2 separate regions of the Mus musculus genome follow, and region 2 is linked to region 1. The links are chromatin loops, found by intact Hi-C in ENCODE. Cell type or tissue: left cerebral cortex. All regions are shown on one strand. Links, peaks and the distances in the headings refer to the core of each region. The heading gives the core; the rest is flanking DNA.

What was found. Peaks named below come from ENCODE experiments on the same cell type or tissue, not always from the same donor. Only the 100,000 strongest peaks of a DNase experiment are listed, where the experiment ranks them.
Region 2: a loop joins it to region 1, with 3 times the contacts of the local background. A loop is called at or near these places in 1 of 42 quality-filtered maps.

The regions. Positions count from the first base shown.
Region 1 is chr9:36,727,486-36,735,588 of GRCm38, reverse strand. Stt3a (STT3, subunit of the oligosaccharyltransferase complex, homolog A (S. cerevisiae)) reads left to right here. Exons shown (of 18, transcript NM_008408.5): 16 at 48-236; 17 at 1,159-1,274; 18 at 2,627-6,245. The coding sequence ends at 2,665. Among named protein-coding and RNA genes, the nearest start is that of Chek1, 4.9 kb to the right of the region's middle. In left cerebral cortex, for the core only: no CTCF peak of the experiment used is centred there; a DNase peak (open chromatin) is centred at 4,366.
Region 2 is chr9:36,872,808-36,880,910 of GRCm38, reverse strand. It overlaps Fez1 (fasciculation and elongation protein zeta 1 (zygin I)), which reads right to left. Exons shown (of 10, transcript NM_183171.5): 9 at 4,549-4,614; 10 at 1,987-2,345. The coding sequence ends at 2,329. Among named protein-coding and RNA genes, the nearest start is that of Fez1, 44 kb to the right of the region's middle. In left cerebral cortex, for the core only: a CTCF peak has its summit at 3,943 (motif pointing left); a DNase peak (open chromatin) is centred at 3,928.

The DNA.
Region 1 (8,103 bases), core at 2,261-6,260:
AACCGGCAGCCTTTCTCATGCAGCAGTGCATTCATTTTTTTCTCTAGATATCAACAAGTTTCTTTGGATGGTCCGGATTGGAGGAAGCACAGAGACAGGAAGACACATTAAGGAGAATGACTACTATACTCCTACTGGGGAATTCCGTGTTGATCGTGAGGGTTCTCCGGTGCTGCTCAACTGCCTTATGTACAAAATGTGTTACTACCGCTTTGGGCAGGTCTACACAGAAGCCAGTGAGTGTGATTCATAATGCTAACAGCAATAGTAATAGCTGACACATACTGTGTTTTCCATGCTCTGTGCTTAGTATTTTAACTCATTTAGTCCTCACAGCAACCCAGAAGATAATTTAAACTAATGTTAATGTCATTTTTATATTTGAAGAAGTTGAGCCCACAGGTTACTGAACTCTTGCTAATAATTATGTGATAATTAGGATTCAAACTCAGTCTGCCTTTAAGTTCTGTGCTTTAAAACATTATCTTTTATTTTGTGTATATCAACAAAGAATATCTCAGTGTGAGAAAGAATAAAAGAAAAGAGTGCTTTTTCACTATTTAGATAAGTACATTGAGAAGGATTTGGTCAGGTTAAATCCTGTCTTTCAGATTTTTTTCTTTTTTCTTTTTTTTTTTTTCTTTTTGGTTTTTTTCGAGACAGGGTTTCTCTGTATAGCCCTGGCTGGATGTCCTGGGACTCACTTTGTAGACCAGGCCTCGAACTCAGAAATCCACCTGCCTCTGCCTCCCAAGGGCTGGGATTAAAGGCATGCACCACCACCGCCCAGCTAGTTTTGTTTCTTCATCAGGGAAAACTTTTGCAGTATATACAAGTCGTGGACTTGTGGTCCATGGAAGGGTTACTAGTGCTAGATCTTTGGATAACAGTCCTCAGGAGTAGAGTGCCTTAAAAGTCATCTTGTAGATTTAGAAGACAGACGCTACATGGACCCTGCCAAGCATCACATTGGACAGGACTCAAGTAGGGTAGCTCTTGATTTGCCCTTTCTATCTGATGCTCTTCCTTACAGACTCTAGTCAAAGTGCAGGCTGGGAAATAGTGCAGTCAAAGTGCAGTCAGTGCAGTAGATGATATGCAGCTCCATCTCTTTAGGAATCAACTTGTATAATAGATGTTTTCTCTCGTTGCTTTTAGAGCGTCCACCAGGCTTTGACCGTGTTCGAAATGCTGAGATTGGTAATAAAGACTTTGAGCTTGATGTCCTGGAGGAAGCGTATACCACAGAACACTGGCTAGTCAGGATATACAAGGTGAGGAGATGCTGCAGGTCTCAGAAGTTGCTCTTGTACTTATAGATTTGTTTGTTCTAGTAATCAGTTTCCCAAATAGGGACATTTTTAATAAATGGCACCTGGTTTCAAAGTAGCTTGTAAGTCACTTGAAGTGTTAGTTATTTATTTGAGTGTGTGTGTGTTTTCAACTTTGTGGAGTTGATTCTCTTTAGTTTTGTATCGGTTCATCAGACCTGTATGGCACTTTATCTGCTAAACCATCTGACCAGACCAAAATACTACTAATTATATTTTTTGATTATTCTTAGAGAGGAGACATCCCAGTTGGTGATTGTTATGGCAACATTTCTTTTTCTTTAAAAAAACATTTTTTACTACATTTTTATATGGGTGGGGGAGAGGCATCTTTATATGGGGAGGTGGGTACGCCATGTATTGAGGTCAGAGTACAGCTTGTACCGATCAATTCTTTCATTGTGATGGATCCTGGAGATCAAAATCAACTGCCCTTACTCACTGAACTGTCTTGCCAGACTAGCTTAGTCCTTTTCTTTTTAGTTTTAGGGATAAAGTTTCAGGCTGACATCCAGTTTGGCATTAAAATTACTGTGTAGCCCAGGTTGACTTTCTTTATAGCCTTAGGTATGGTAGCATTACAGATGTGGCCACTGTACTTGTTGTAGCAATACTGTTCCAGGTAGGGATTGGAATAGCTTGGGGATTAGGGGAAATGCATGTGTTTCTGTTTTTAAATTACTTTTTTAAAAAAACAGCATTAAAAAAAATTATTTATTTTATGTATATGAGTACACTGTAGCTATCTTCAGACACACCAGAAGAAGGCATCAGATCCCATTACAGATGGTTGTGAGCCACCATGTGGTTGCTAGGAATTGGAACTCAGGACCTCTGGAAGGGCAGTCAGTGCTCTTAAGCCCCAAACTATGAGTCATCTCTTCAGCCCCAAACTATGTTTTCTTTTTGCTGAATTTATGATACATAATTATATGATGTCATGTAAGAGTGTGTTACATCTCTTATATGAGAAATGATTGAACCACATATCTAGAGAAGCAGAGGCAGGGGAATTGAGTATGAGGTCAGCCTAGGCTACATAGTAAAGCCCTATCTCAAATAATAGGAAAAAAAAAAAAAACCGAATGATTGAAGTCTTTTGGTCAATGTCAAAGTTAGTCTATACTGGTTCTTAGAGGTACTCTAAAAGGCTAGATTGACAGTAGGTAGGCTTTATCTCATGCTAATTTATTCACATGCCAAACATGTGTAATCCTTTCTGCTTACAGTGGAACTTGTAGATCTTTCCAAGTTGACCTTTCGGTAAATACTGAAGTTATGTCTTTATGTTGCAGGTAAAGGACCTGGATAATCGAGGCTTGTCAAGGACATAAACGTCACATTGTGCCCTGAGCATTATGCTTCGCACTGAGCGCGTCATGTTGAGGACGCTGAAGATGTTTTTTATATGCAGTTTATAAGAACAGCCGGATGGGGTTAGAATTGTCTGCAAGTTTTGCCCTGGACAATATGGGCTGGGCCAAGTGAAATGATTTTTATAATTCTGAGCAGGTTACCAAATGAAATGTTATGGCTTTACTTTGGTCAATTAAAAGGGGGGGGGGATTTTTTTTAAATGTGCCTTATTTGTTTTGACTTAAATTGGCTGATACGAGGATCACAGAAGTGAGCGGATGGAAGACCATATCCATGCTCTAGGTCCCCAAATGAACCAGATAGGAGCATTTTTTTCTCCTATCAGCAATCTCAAGGACTAGCTCTGGTTCAACAAATGTAAACAACAACTTTGTCACACTTTTTTGTTTTTTAGCACCCAGGTACAATGCTTTCCTTATAATGGGTGCTTAATAAATTTTTATCAAATGAATAAATGTTTCTGGGACCAGAGGAGTGCTGTTTCTGGGCAAGAAAGACAGCTTTCTTGCTGTTATGTCTATGTTCTCGATGTCTATTTCTTTAGAAGCTCTTTGGCTTTATAAGGACAGAAAGTTGCTGAGTATTCCTGATCTCACCAGTATCCTTTCAAACTAATGGCAGTTATTCTTTTTCTAAGTAGAAATGTGAAGCAAAAGTGACTAATCCAGTAGTTCTTAAGATCAGTGAAACATCAATCCTAGAGGAAGACACTCCTCCAACATCAGGTTGATGATCAGTAGATGTTTCTGGAATCAGATGTCATTATGTGGACCTACATGAAGTTTAGGCATTCAATACTTCACTAAACCTAAAACATAGTAAATGGCTCTTTGCTCATTTTCTCTAGACTGCACTAAATCTCTTAGGGTTATCCACCGTGAGCTTCTGTTTTTCTTAATGTCAGTCTGCTGTGTTCATATACCACTTTGAGGCTTGATTACTTGGTTTTGAATCCCTTGCTAAATATATACATAGGAAGTGGGAAGTATTGCTACTAGCAGGTACTTTGATATCATTGCCAGTCTGACTGCAAGAAAAGAGACTTCAAAAACTACAAAGCACAGAGATCCCATAGATATTTTGTGTCAGGATAAATAGCTTTCTGTTCTGTATAATAGGATATTTCATGTAATTTACAACATAGGGCATAATCACTGATGTATATAAACCATCTTAAATTAATTATAGTGTTTCTATTTAAGAAAACAGGAGGAATTATATGACTTTTAGATAGTCACAGTGGTACTCAATGCATATGTGCTTAGGTGTACTTGTATACCTAAGGGCTTTTCCTTCAAACCGGTGTATGTACTGTGTATTTTAACTGTGGGTGAAATTTTAGATTTAACAGATGATTTGATATCCTATATGTAAATACATTATTTGATTTATATACAGAACTACTGCCTAGTGGGAAAGGTTAACCTGAGACTTATCAATATGATTAACATTACAGGTTATTAGTAAGCTTTCTCTATAGTATAAATGGGATACCCCCTTTTCATATCATTTTGACTCCTGGGATCTTGATATTTTCTAGTCTACAAAGATTTTTAAGTTGATTTCATTTTCAGTTGTAGTCTTCTTAGTGTAAAAAAAAAATAAATCCACCTCAAAAGCAACAATAAAATTTCACACACATGCCCACCCACACACCCAGCCAGCACTCGCCAGAGACTCTTGCTTCCAGGTCTGGTGAACCTCGCACTGTGCCTCCTGCCTGATCATTAGTAACTTGCTTTGTTATGTTTTGGTGTTTTAGTTTGAGGTAACATTGATTTCTTTTTTCTTTCTTTCTTTTTTTTTTTTTTTTTTTTAACCAGTGGCTTTCAACATTGTGCGTCATGTTCTCTTTGGCAAACCATTATCTCCCAAAGTATTTACATTGCAATTCATAACAGCAAAATCTTAGCTATGAGGTCACAGTGAAAATACTTTTATGGCTGGGATGTCACCACAAGATGATGAGCTGTATTAAAGAGTAGCAGCCTTAGGAAGGTTGAGAACCACTGCCCTATGTTTTGTGACACCATTTTTACTATCATCTGTTACTGTTCTAATTACTTTTTTTTTTTTTTTAAAGACTGTTCCATGTAGCTCAGGCCAGCTTTGAACTCAAGATACAGATGATGCTAGCTTTGAACTCTTGATCTTCCTGCCTCTACCTCCCAGTTGTGGGCTACTACAGCTAGTTAGGTACTATTTTTCCTATATATTTTAAAGGAAATACTTTAATTTTTTGGTACTTGTTATCTTTCCTGCTTCCTTACCACCCCAGCTAGTTCTCCCTCATTTGTGCCCATTTTCTCATACTGTGATCAAACCTATTCGTTAAACAACTTTGGGTGTTTTGAGACAGTATCTTTTATAGCTAGGGCTGGCTTTGAATTCCTGATTCTCCTCTCTCTATTTGCCAAATGCTGGTATTAAGATGTATGCCACCATACTTAGTTACATTGGGTTTTTCAGAATGTCTTTGATTTTTCAGCTTGAAATAACTCTTCAGGTTTGTTGAATTATATTATTTTACTGTTGTATTTGTTGATCTTTGCCATTTTCATTGATTTGCCATGTCTTAGTATCTTCTTATATGTAGGGGAAATACATTTCTGGAGCTCTTCTCTATCATACTCAATGCATAGCTGGGTATAGCATTCCAGACTGGCGCTCTTTACATTATAAAGGCACTGGCCCACTGTTCTAATGTTGAGAAATGGCAGTTATTTTGATGAGTATTTGTCTATTCTTTGCCCCAGATCTTTTTTGCATCTTTTTTGTGGGTGTTCACTGTCCTGGGTACTCTGGATTTTCATGTGTGCATAGTCAAATTTTTCTGTTTTTTTTTTTTTTTTTTTCAAACAGTTATATATGGATTCCTCCAATTCTCTGATAAGGCTAATTAAAACGTTCATATTTTAGGCAACATGGTATGACACTTGAAATATTTAAATTTTTGTGTTTGGGTGTTTTACCACATATATGTGTATCATGTGCATTCCTAGTACCCATAGAATCCAGAGGAAGACATCAGATTCCTGGCACTGGAGTTATCGACAGTTGTGAGTTGCCATGCAAGTGCTCGGAATTGAACCCTTTGTAAGAACAGCCATTGGTTTTAACTGTTGAATTAACTCCCCAGTCCATGATGAAGTTATTTGAGTGTGGGGCTTTCTGAGTCAGTTTTCTAATAGTTTCTTAGTTGCTCTTCTTTATTCTACCTTTTTGGAGATTTCCTCAGCTGTATTTGTGGTCTTGCTCTGTTTTCCCCTCCCTCCCTCCCTCCCTCTCTTTTTCCTCCCTTCCTCTTCCCTCCCTCTCCCCTTTTGTATGTTGTGCGTAGGTTTAAGCCCAGGGCCCTGTGCATGCTAGGTAAGCACTCTTAACAGTGAGCAACATCTCTTAATTTCAACCATATTTAAAAAAAATAACTTTTTTCTTTTCTGCTTTCATATTTCTAAAGTCTTAAGCACTCTTGTTTAGAGATCTCTTTTGTCCCATTGTTTTGCTGCCTTTCCAATTAAAGACTTTTCCAAATTCTTGGCTGACTGCTTTTTTCAGACTGGGTGGTCTAAAGTGTTATGGAGAATGTGTGCATATGCTTTTTAATGTACTATGATCAGGCTGGGCTGGCACACTGAGAAGTTGTTGATATTGGTGTTAGATTTCCTTTTTCTTCCATAATATGTGTTAACTTTCCTTCTTTCTTTTGTACATAAGATTCAGGATTTCTGTCCTTTTATTCAAGGATATTGGCCAGGCTGTTGCCTTTCTAGGTTAAAGTAGAAAAGGAAAGCATATTGGTTCAACTCTCAGTACATACACTTAAATTTAAATGCTATTTTCAGGATAGCCACACCTTTTACTATGTCTACTTTATAGTTTAGCAATCATTTACTATCTCAAACCTTACTAGTAGCTTTGGGGAAGAGCTCTTCCTTGGTTATAGAGCTCTTCCTTGGTTATACAACAGGAAGTGTTTAGAGATCTCTGCTTCATAGGTAGTCGTGTGACTGCCCCATTTTGACCTTCATATTCAGAGTTGCCTGGTGTCCTCATTTCAATTCTGGGCTTCCCACGATGCATGTCAAGTCACTTTCCTGTACTGTCATTGGTGTCTTTGGGATTAATCATTATTTTGTGTTTGTTACCTTTTATTTTCAGTAGGCTTTCAGTTTTCCCAAAATTTCTCATACTCAGAAAGGAATAGAGGGTATTGTTTATGTGGCCCCTCCCTCCTTTAAAGTCAGTCTCATGTAGCCTAGGTTAGATTCAAATTTAGGGTGGCTTTGAATTCCTGATCTTTCTCCATCTCCCTCCGAAGTGCTGTGATTACAGGCAAGTGTTATGCCTCGTTTCACTACTATTCCTTCCTAACTAATTTTAGGGAGTTTTATCATGAGTCCTCCTACTCCCCACCTCTCTTCACTTTCAGTTACTCCTCTGTGTCTGAACAGTTTTCTTTTAATCGATTCAGACACATTAGGTGTTTTGAGACAGTATTTAATTTATTCCAGGTTATCTTTGAGCTTTCTATATAACCAATGTGAACCTGAACTGGTCTTCCTACATTCACCTCCCTGTTGTTGGTATAGGTGTACACACAAACACATAAACACACACACACACACACACACACACACACACACATATACACACTCTTCTCCAAGTCAGAACTCTGATACTGTGTCTTTTCCAGGAAATAAGACATTGATTCCATTTAAGACTAGAGGAACCTAGATTCCATTTAAGAGCACTTGGGAGGCAGAGGCAGGTGAATTTCTGAGTTCGAGGCCAGCCGGTCTACAGAGTGAGTTCCAGGACAGCCAGGGCTACACAGAGAAACCCTGTCTCAAAAAACCAAAAAAAAAAAAAAAAAAAAAAGACTAAATCAACCTCTTGTAGATTTCAGAATATACACAGGAAATCACAAAGAAATGGAAATAATCTAATAGCTTGTTTTTAATTACACGAACCCTAAACTGATAACATGGTTTAAGTTTAAACATTTCCAGGTTAGATTTCATGGAGTTGGAGATGTAGCTCAGAGGCAATGCACTTGACTAGCCAGCACATGGTTTCATTGTTTCCTTATTTTTTGTATCCAAGTCCCTTTTCTTAGAATTGACATTTCTCTATTATGAGACTTTTGTATGCTTGGCAGGCATTCTACCATTATGCCATAAGTCTAGCCTAGTTAAGGAATATTGATTGTGCTCCCCAACCCACCTCCTTTTTTTTTTTTAGATAAGATCACACACACTCACACACCCTTGGCTCAGGCTGACCAACCTGAATCACTTTCCCTGGCTCAACCTCCCTAGACTGAGGTTATAGATGAGTCACCATTAAGTCTACTTTGCTGTTTGTTTTTTCTTGAAAGCGAGCATCTTGGTTG
Region 2 (8,103 bases), core at 2,074-6,073, 150 kb before region 1:
TCCAGAATGTTGGGGGGAGGCTGAGGAGAGCACTGGCTTCACCTCTTAACACCAGCTGAGCCTTCCTTGGGTTTAGGCTCCATTCAGAGCTCTAGGTACCCTAAGAGTTAAAGCAAAGCTTTTCCCAAATTTGATGTGAACACCAGCTATAGGGAGGGCCAGGGATTTTGTCTGTCTTGTAGGTGAGGTCAGTACTGCTGGACATCAAACCTTGACTCATGGGGACAGAGGGAAGGAAGAGCAGGTAGTACAAAATCTTGAGGGATGGCTTTCACAGTCCCTCTCAGAAAAGGTAAGAAAACCGAGGCACCCTTCTCTCCCTTTCCCTGATAACCTCCTCCTGCAATAAGAGGGTCCCAGACACTTGAGGTTTATTTTTAACCACCATTGGCTTTGATTAGCTTGTCTCCGAGTTGCTTCAGACACCTGCTGGCAGGATAAATTGGGGGAAAGAAGTGGCTGACCCAGATCTGATAAACCCAAGGCAGGAAGAAAAGCTCAGGGTGGAGGTGGGGGGGGTGGGGGGGGTGGGGGGTGTTCCACTAGTTCCCATTTGCTGAAACCGAGGAAAAACCTGAAGACAGGCAAAATGTTAAACCTCCCAATGATTTCATATCACTAGCAGGCTTTGGCATCTGTAGTTTTAGAGCTGAGGAGTTTCAGAATTGAAGTTATCTTTTGTTTTGTCAAAGGCCTAGTGTGTCAGTATATGGATTCTAGTGGTGTGTATGCGTGCTTTGTAGTTTTTTCCACCTTATGTGACATCCAGGGGCGGGGCATGGTCTATGTATAGCTTGGTGCTATAAACACACATGATGGGGTTGCAGGTACTCTGGTAGCTTTCCTGGTAGAGTAAGGCTTTCCTCCTTTGCCCTTCTCCCCAAAGATTGCTCCTTTTCGGCTAAAACAAAACAAAACAAAAACAAAAACAAAAACAAAACAAAACAAAACAAAACAAAACAAAAAACCAGAAGACAGAGAAAACAGTGGCAGAGAACTCACCCTGTCTGTTTGCACTGTCACTGTCAGTAGGCTTCATATGGAGAGGCCCAGGTGGTTAAGCAAGCACTATGTCCCCAAAGCATCAGTGAACATCTACTCAGATGAGACCAAAGTGTCAGTCCATCTCTACTATGTCCTAAGTTGCCTCAGGTAAGTTGCTGAGCATCTCTGCTTCATGGCTCTGTCCCCTGAAAACCCCAGAAGGTATGAATCCATACCTGCTTGTGATTCTACGTTGCTGTGATGTAACGCAATATGTAGAAAATGATAGGGCTGGCAGCCGGCTAAAAGTGGCCACCCCATATGTTTTGAAAGCCAGTTGCATGGGAACTGCAGGGTTAGTATCACTCAAGGTAGGAGATGAAAGGGGATGGGATTCAGGCTACGCTTAGACAAAGTCAGCATCCAGGATACAAGGGAAGCAATTCACCTGCTGGTTTTCGAGGCTGACAGATGCCTACTATCAAAGCCAGAGACTATATGGAGGAGTCAGTGCCACTGGTCCTCAGGGGTTCAGGAAGGAGGAGCAATGATACAAGATGCTGTTCTCACAGGCCATTGAGGGCAGACAAGGAGTGATGATAAACCTCAGTTCAGGAAAGAGATGTAGTCTTCCAGGTAGTTGAGGTCAGCAAAACTACTTCCCTCCAGCCCCTGTGCTCCAAGACCACCAAAATCCAACCTGATACCCCAATAAGAGGCACTGCAGCTTATTGGCACATCCCTGAGATTCTCTATCTCTTCCTATCCTCAGACTATCTAGTTTGTACCACACATTTCCAAGCAGTGGAGACTTACGAGACCACAGATAGCCTCCTTTTGTAGAATAGGCAACCTTACTACATCACATGACCTCACCAGTGCCCACCACAGGGCATCAGTGCCATGGCTACAGACCAGCATTTGAGGACAGTTGGACATCATTTCCCTAAAGGGTTTGGAACACAGAGCCAATGGACACCACTCTCCAAAAACCATGAAGAATATTAATTAAATGAAGGTTTATTTCAAAATTAGTCTTAAGAGTATAAGCTGGGTTGAGGGCTGGAGCCAGACTACATAATGAGTGGTGAGGGCACCTGCCTTCCCCAACACAGGTGGAGAGGGAGCAGAATCTCTGGCCCTGCGCCCGATCATGCATCCAATGATTACTAGCACTAGAAGCCAACAGCAAAGGATCCCGCGCGCAGTTGCTCTTGTTTAATCCAGGTTAAGCTATACACGTTTAAATACACGCCGGAGGTTACGTGGTGTCATGCAATCCCAGCGATGGAATGACTTTCTTGCTCAGTGACCTCCTGTAGTGAGGCTGCTCCAAAGATGAGGTTAGGTTGGACAAAGCACTGAAACGAGAAGAGGCGAGAGGTCATGCAGGGATCACACTGAGCAGAGAGCTACCCTGAGGACCAGGCAATGACTGCAGCCCTGAGTCATCCCTCTGAGGACAGAAGAGAATGACAGGTGTCCGTTACAATATCAAGCACTGTAGTCTCCACCGCCCATGGATCTAACTCTGTGGCTTTAAGAAAATGCCTTTCCTTTCCATTCTTGTTCTTCACCCACATACTAGGATATACCTAAGCTGCTCGTAGGTTGCTGAGAGACTTGTAAAATATGCTTCGTAAATATTAACTACTTTTATAAATTCACTGACATTTCAGCAGGTCACATGTCTGCTCACCAATGTCACATAACTCATCTCTACAAACTTCTTTGAAAAACTTCTTTTCTTGCAAAGTCTTTCAGAGTCACAAGTTCTTTCTAATTTTTAACCTAAATTCTTCCTATTGAAATTTAACATTAATCCCCCTGATCCCCATAGAAAGAGTACAGTTTGGGATTTCATAACCAGGTTCCATAAACCTCCTGCAACTCTTCTAAGTTTTGTATGAATGTGGAGCAAGAATTCATAAGATGTTGGGTCTAGACAGTGTGCTGTCATCAATGGCCAGTTACAGACTAAAAGAAGACACATGCAGACAGTGTAGTGTTCTTCACAGGGTCCTACAAATACTCATTATGTCTGTTTGGCAAAAGACCCAAGCTTGGATCTGATCAAGCCTCTTGTTCCATTAGTTACAATAAATAAAGGAGACAGAGAGTAGACTAAATTATACCTTGGGCTGAAATTAGGAAGACTCTAGGACAAAGATATTCTATAGCTTAACAAACGAATTTAAAAGAAGGAAGACAGGGGAAAGGGAAGGCTATAGTTGTTGTTGTTGTTGTTGCTGCTGCTGCTGTTGCTGTTGTTGTTGTTAATGTACATTATAGGCTGGGCATCGTGCTGATCCCAGCACTTGGAAGGTGAAGGCAGGAAGACCAGAATGTCAAGGTCTTCCTCAGCTACAGAGAGAGTTTGAGGCCATCTTGGTCTGCATGGGATCCTGGAGGAGAGGTGGAGAGGTAAAGAGAGGAAGAGTAGAGAGTGGGGGTGGGAGTGACTGAGACATAAAGACAGACAGACAGACAGACAGACAGACAGACTTAGGAGATAGATAATCAAATTTTATGGACCTTCATCAGGTCCTAATGTAAACAAATAAACTCAAATCATTGTATGGGAGAAAGTAAGGTGAGCCGTACAGTGATTAGGTCACCAATGCCACTCAGTATGCTTAATTTTGTAGTTGTAGCCTTTTCTCTCCCCCCTTTGTTGTTCTGGAAATGGACCCCAGGGTCTCAGCCCCAGCTCTTTAGTTGTGACAATGGCATTGGGGCTATGTGCCCAGTTCTTAGGAATATACACTGAAATATTTATGGATGAAATATACTAACAGAAATTTGCTTCAAAACAATATTCCTGGTTAAGACTTTATAAGACTGGTGTGGGCTGGAGACATGGCTCAAGAGTTAAGAACACAGGCTACTCTTCTGAAGACCTAGGTCTGTAATTCCTGTCTCAAGGGAACTGACTCCCCCTTCTGGCCTCTTTGGGCACACACAAGGTGAACAAACATTCAGGGACTATATACATAAAAACTGTTTAAAAAGGATTGGCTGTGAGTTAATGAAGCTGGGAGATAAGAACCATCTTTCTGTTGCCTGCACTGAAAAATTCCATGGTCAATGTTCAAAAAGAAGCACAGAACAGTAATTGTCACTCAATGGAAGACTGCTTGCCTGGCATGAATGAGCCCTGGGTGTCTACTAGTACTCTCTTTCATAAAAAGTTATGAAGAGACGAACTTAATCATGACATCATTTTCCTTTCAAGTACCGAAAGTCTTAACTTATTTTCAGGCTTTGTTTTTCCCAACCAAAAATGACATGATGCAAGAGCTATCATATTTCTCCACAGTAAGTCCTTTGTTGGCATCTTGTTCCTCATGAGGACTCACAGTGGTGACCTGAAGTAACAGAATCTCTTCAGACCTGCTAGTAACACCCATGACCTCAAAGCCCTCATGACGATCATGTGGTGTATGTGACTACTGCCTGGTCGGCCTGGTGTGGGAGCTCCAAGAGAGTTTCAGCATGAGCTCCACAGCCTGAGCAGGAACTCAGAGGACCCTTCTGTTCTGGGAGGAGGGCAGCTGCTCTCACCTTTTAAAATGTAGTCCGTTAGCAAAGTAGGCACCTTCTCGTTATCCTCCTTCATGGCGAAGAGAACTAGAGAAGGAGAGAGAGGGAGATATGGGCCAAGACACTATAAGGGTATGAAGTTTAATTTTAAGGCTAGACAGTTTCCACCCTACGCAAGAGAGAAATGATTTGAGGAAACCTGGCATTCATACATCACTCTACAAGTTTCTATCAAAATTCAGAATCTTACGTTGAGAAAGAATACACCCAGGGAGCCACAGGGTTGTCTCTGCAATGTGGATCTACCACTGACTTCTTTAAATGTTCCCCTGTTCGATCATCTACACTTTCTATACATCTACCAAGCACGTATTTTTAACAAAAATAAATACTTGCCAAAACAATATCTAAATGTTAATAGTAATTGCTGAATCACTAATAAAACTGTGCTATTTGTTTTGTTTTGTTTTTTTGAGACGGGATCTCACTTTGTAGCCCTGGCTGGCCTGGAACTCACCAGGTAGACCAGGATGGTCTCAAACTCAGAGACCCACCTGCCTCAGCCTCTGGAGTGCTAGCACGAAGGGCATACCTCACCATGCCCAGCTATGAAACTGTCCTTAAGGATATTCTACTCACATAAAAGATGTTATTGCAATAATTCTCACCTCCAGTTTATTGGCCACAGATGAAGTTTATCTAATGAACCTTTATTCTATGTTATGTCCTGTGGGGAGGAAATGAAGTCCTGGGTGAATGAGTATTGTTGAAAGAGTATAGTCAGCCAGTTCAATGGCCCTGAAGCCTCAGACCCAGGGAAATGGCAAAGCCTTCTCCAGATGAGGCTCAGGAGAAGGGAGGACAGCAAAGCCTTTCTCAAGACTGAGTATGATTGTTATAAATGGTTGACCCTTAGCTAAAACCAATGTATACAGGGACTGTTAGCCATATCTTCCTCCCTCCACTGACTGCAACCTGAAACTACTCTCCTACAGAGATCAGCTAACCTCATCCATCCATGTTCAGCTATCTACAATAAACTGACCCCCTCAACTAAGATGTATAAAATTAATGTATGGAGTTTCCAGGCTTCTGCTGTTATATCTCCATTTTAGCACATGGCCTACCCAATCCCAGCTTTTCTGTCTGTGTGTCTGTCCTTTCTGCTTTCCTCATTACCCGAGTCAGGTCAACCCCCCAAACCATGCAGGTCACAGCAATGCCCATTACAGGGTTAGACTATGCCGACCTAAAGGACTGTGGACTCTCAGGGAGTCTACACAGCTCTTGCTGAAATATTTCCTTGATGTATACAAAAAATAGACAGTAGGAAAACTTTTAAAGTCTAAGGAGTTTTAAGAATTATTTTTATAACAGTTTAAAATTTGTATGTTCGAGGGTGAGACTGTAACTCAATGATAGGACACTGGTTTAGTAAGGTCCATGCTCTGTTCCCAAACAAATAAATGCTTTTGTGTTAACAAAATAACATGTTCTAATGTTACAACTTACATTACTGAAGTCAACTTTGGGGAAAATTCCATAAGAAAGTATCTGAGCCTCATTTTTAGCATCAACAAAAGTATCTGACAACACACTCTTTCACCATCAAGCTTCTGTAAATGGATTACAGCGTACCAGTCAGTGTAGTCTTACACCACCTTATTAAAGTGGGAGACTTACATGTCTAAAGCAGTCTTATCAATAGAGAAGGCTGAAGAACATATATTAGCTTCATAACAAATATATCCTAACACAGAAAAATCTAGAACAGTACATGAAACCATTAAGCAGTTCCAAGTGTGAGATCACGGAGTATGTTTCTTCTGGGACATGTTTCTATATGGTCTAATTCTCCTTAATGTACATATTTCATGTTTATAAGCAGAGTGAACAGTGAAGATCAGCAGACCCTGAGTCAGGGACAACTGTGACAAGGGTGGGACCCCAGGTCCATTGCCATGTTGTCCTGGTTTTAAGACTGGGTAATGAAACTTGGACAGAGTCAGGACCAGGTGTAGAAAAGAACCTAACATGATTCTAACATATTAGAATCACCTAACATAAATCACCAGCCGAGGCCAAAGGAGAAAGAAAAAAAAAAAAAAAAAGAAAAGAAAAGAGAAAACAAACCCTATACTCTACCAGGGTTTTTGTTTTCTTTCTGTGTTTGGATATACAGTCATTTCAACTGAATTAGATGCTGAGAATCCTGGTTTCTTCTGTTTGCTTGATGCTGTATCTAAAAAATTTTAATTACACTTACTGTGGTGGGTGGGTGTGTATAACAAGGCATGCATGTAGACGTCAGAGGACAACTTGCTGGAGAAGCCAGTTTTCTTCTTCTACCATATGGTCTCAGATATGAAACACAGGTCAAACCCTGGCTTGGTGGCAAATGCCTTTACCCGCTGTCTCTGTGGGTATTTTTAGATGCAAATTCATGTGTACTTAGTTGGTTGAGTATTTTGCAACTGAGCCTGAGCAGATCAAATGCCATTCCAAGAAGACTGTGTTAAAAATGTAATAACTCTACTTAGACAATATGTGTCTAAGTTGACCTATAAATTGAAGCATTTGTATGGATGGTCCGATCACATTAGCTAGACTTTGGCCTGAGTCCTTGATTCAAGGAGCAGAGAAAAGAGAACAGCTATTATTCATGAATCACACAAGAATCTGCAAAAAATCAGGAAAATAAAAATATATGCTCTAAAAGTAATATAAAATGTCAACTCATTAGAAGACACAGAGTGTTAACAAAATGTTGACTGGTAAAATTAAACTCTCAATGGAGGGCTGGAGAGATTACACAGTGATTAAGAGCACTTGCTGTTCTGGGAGCTCACACCACCTGTAACTGCAGCTTCAAGGGATATGATGGCCTCTTCTGGTACCTGCACACATATTAAATAAAAATAAATCTTTAAAACTAGGTTACAAAATTTTATAACCTTGGGCTGGAAAGATGTTTCAATCGTTCCAAGCAGTGACTGCTTTTCCAAAAGACTCGAGTTCAATTCCTAGCACCCACGTGTTGGCTCATAAACATTTGCAACTTCACTTTCAAGAGGTGTGTGTGTGTGTGCGCGCGCACACACATGTACAGTGTTCATTTGGGCCATCAGTCCCATGTGGAGGTCAGAGTGCAATCTACAGTTGGTTCTGTCCTTCTACCTTTATGTGGGTTCTAGGGATTGAACTCAGGTCTCTAGGTTTGAGCAGCAATGCTTTAACCATGGAGCTGACTCACTGGCCCTGTAATTTTTTAATGAATTGAAGAATATAAAACTATTTTACAATGAGAAGAATCTCACTAACTTTCTAGATATGGATTGATGACAAGTGAACAATAGTTCTTCCTCTTTTCAAGAGCGTGAGTAAGTCCTTTGCATACACCAACCTTTAAATTTTGTTCACACTATCTTTCGAATATTTACCACTGTGAAAACCCAAGCACCTGTAGATGCTGTCTGTGTGTGTGTGTAGTGTAATAGTGAACAGTGATTGCAGAGCTTTGTGAGTGCTTTGCAATACTCTACCACTGAGCTGTATGTACCATGGGAGCTCTTGTAG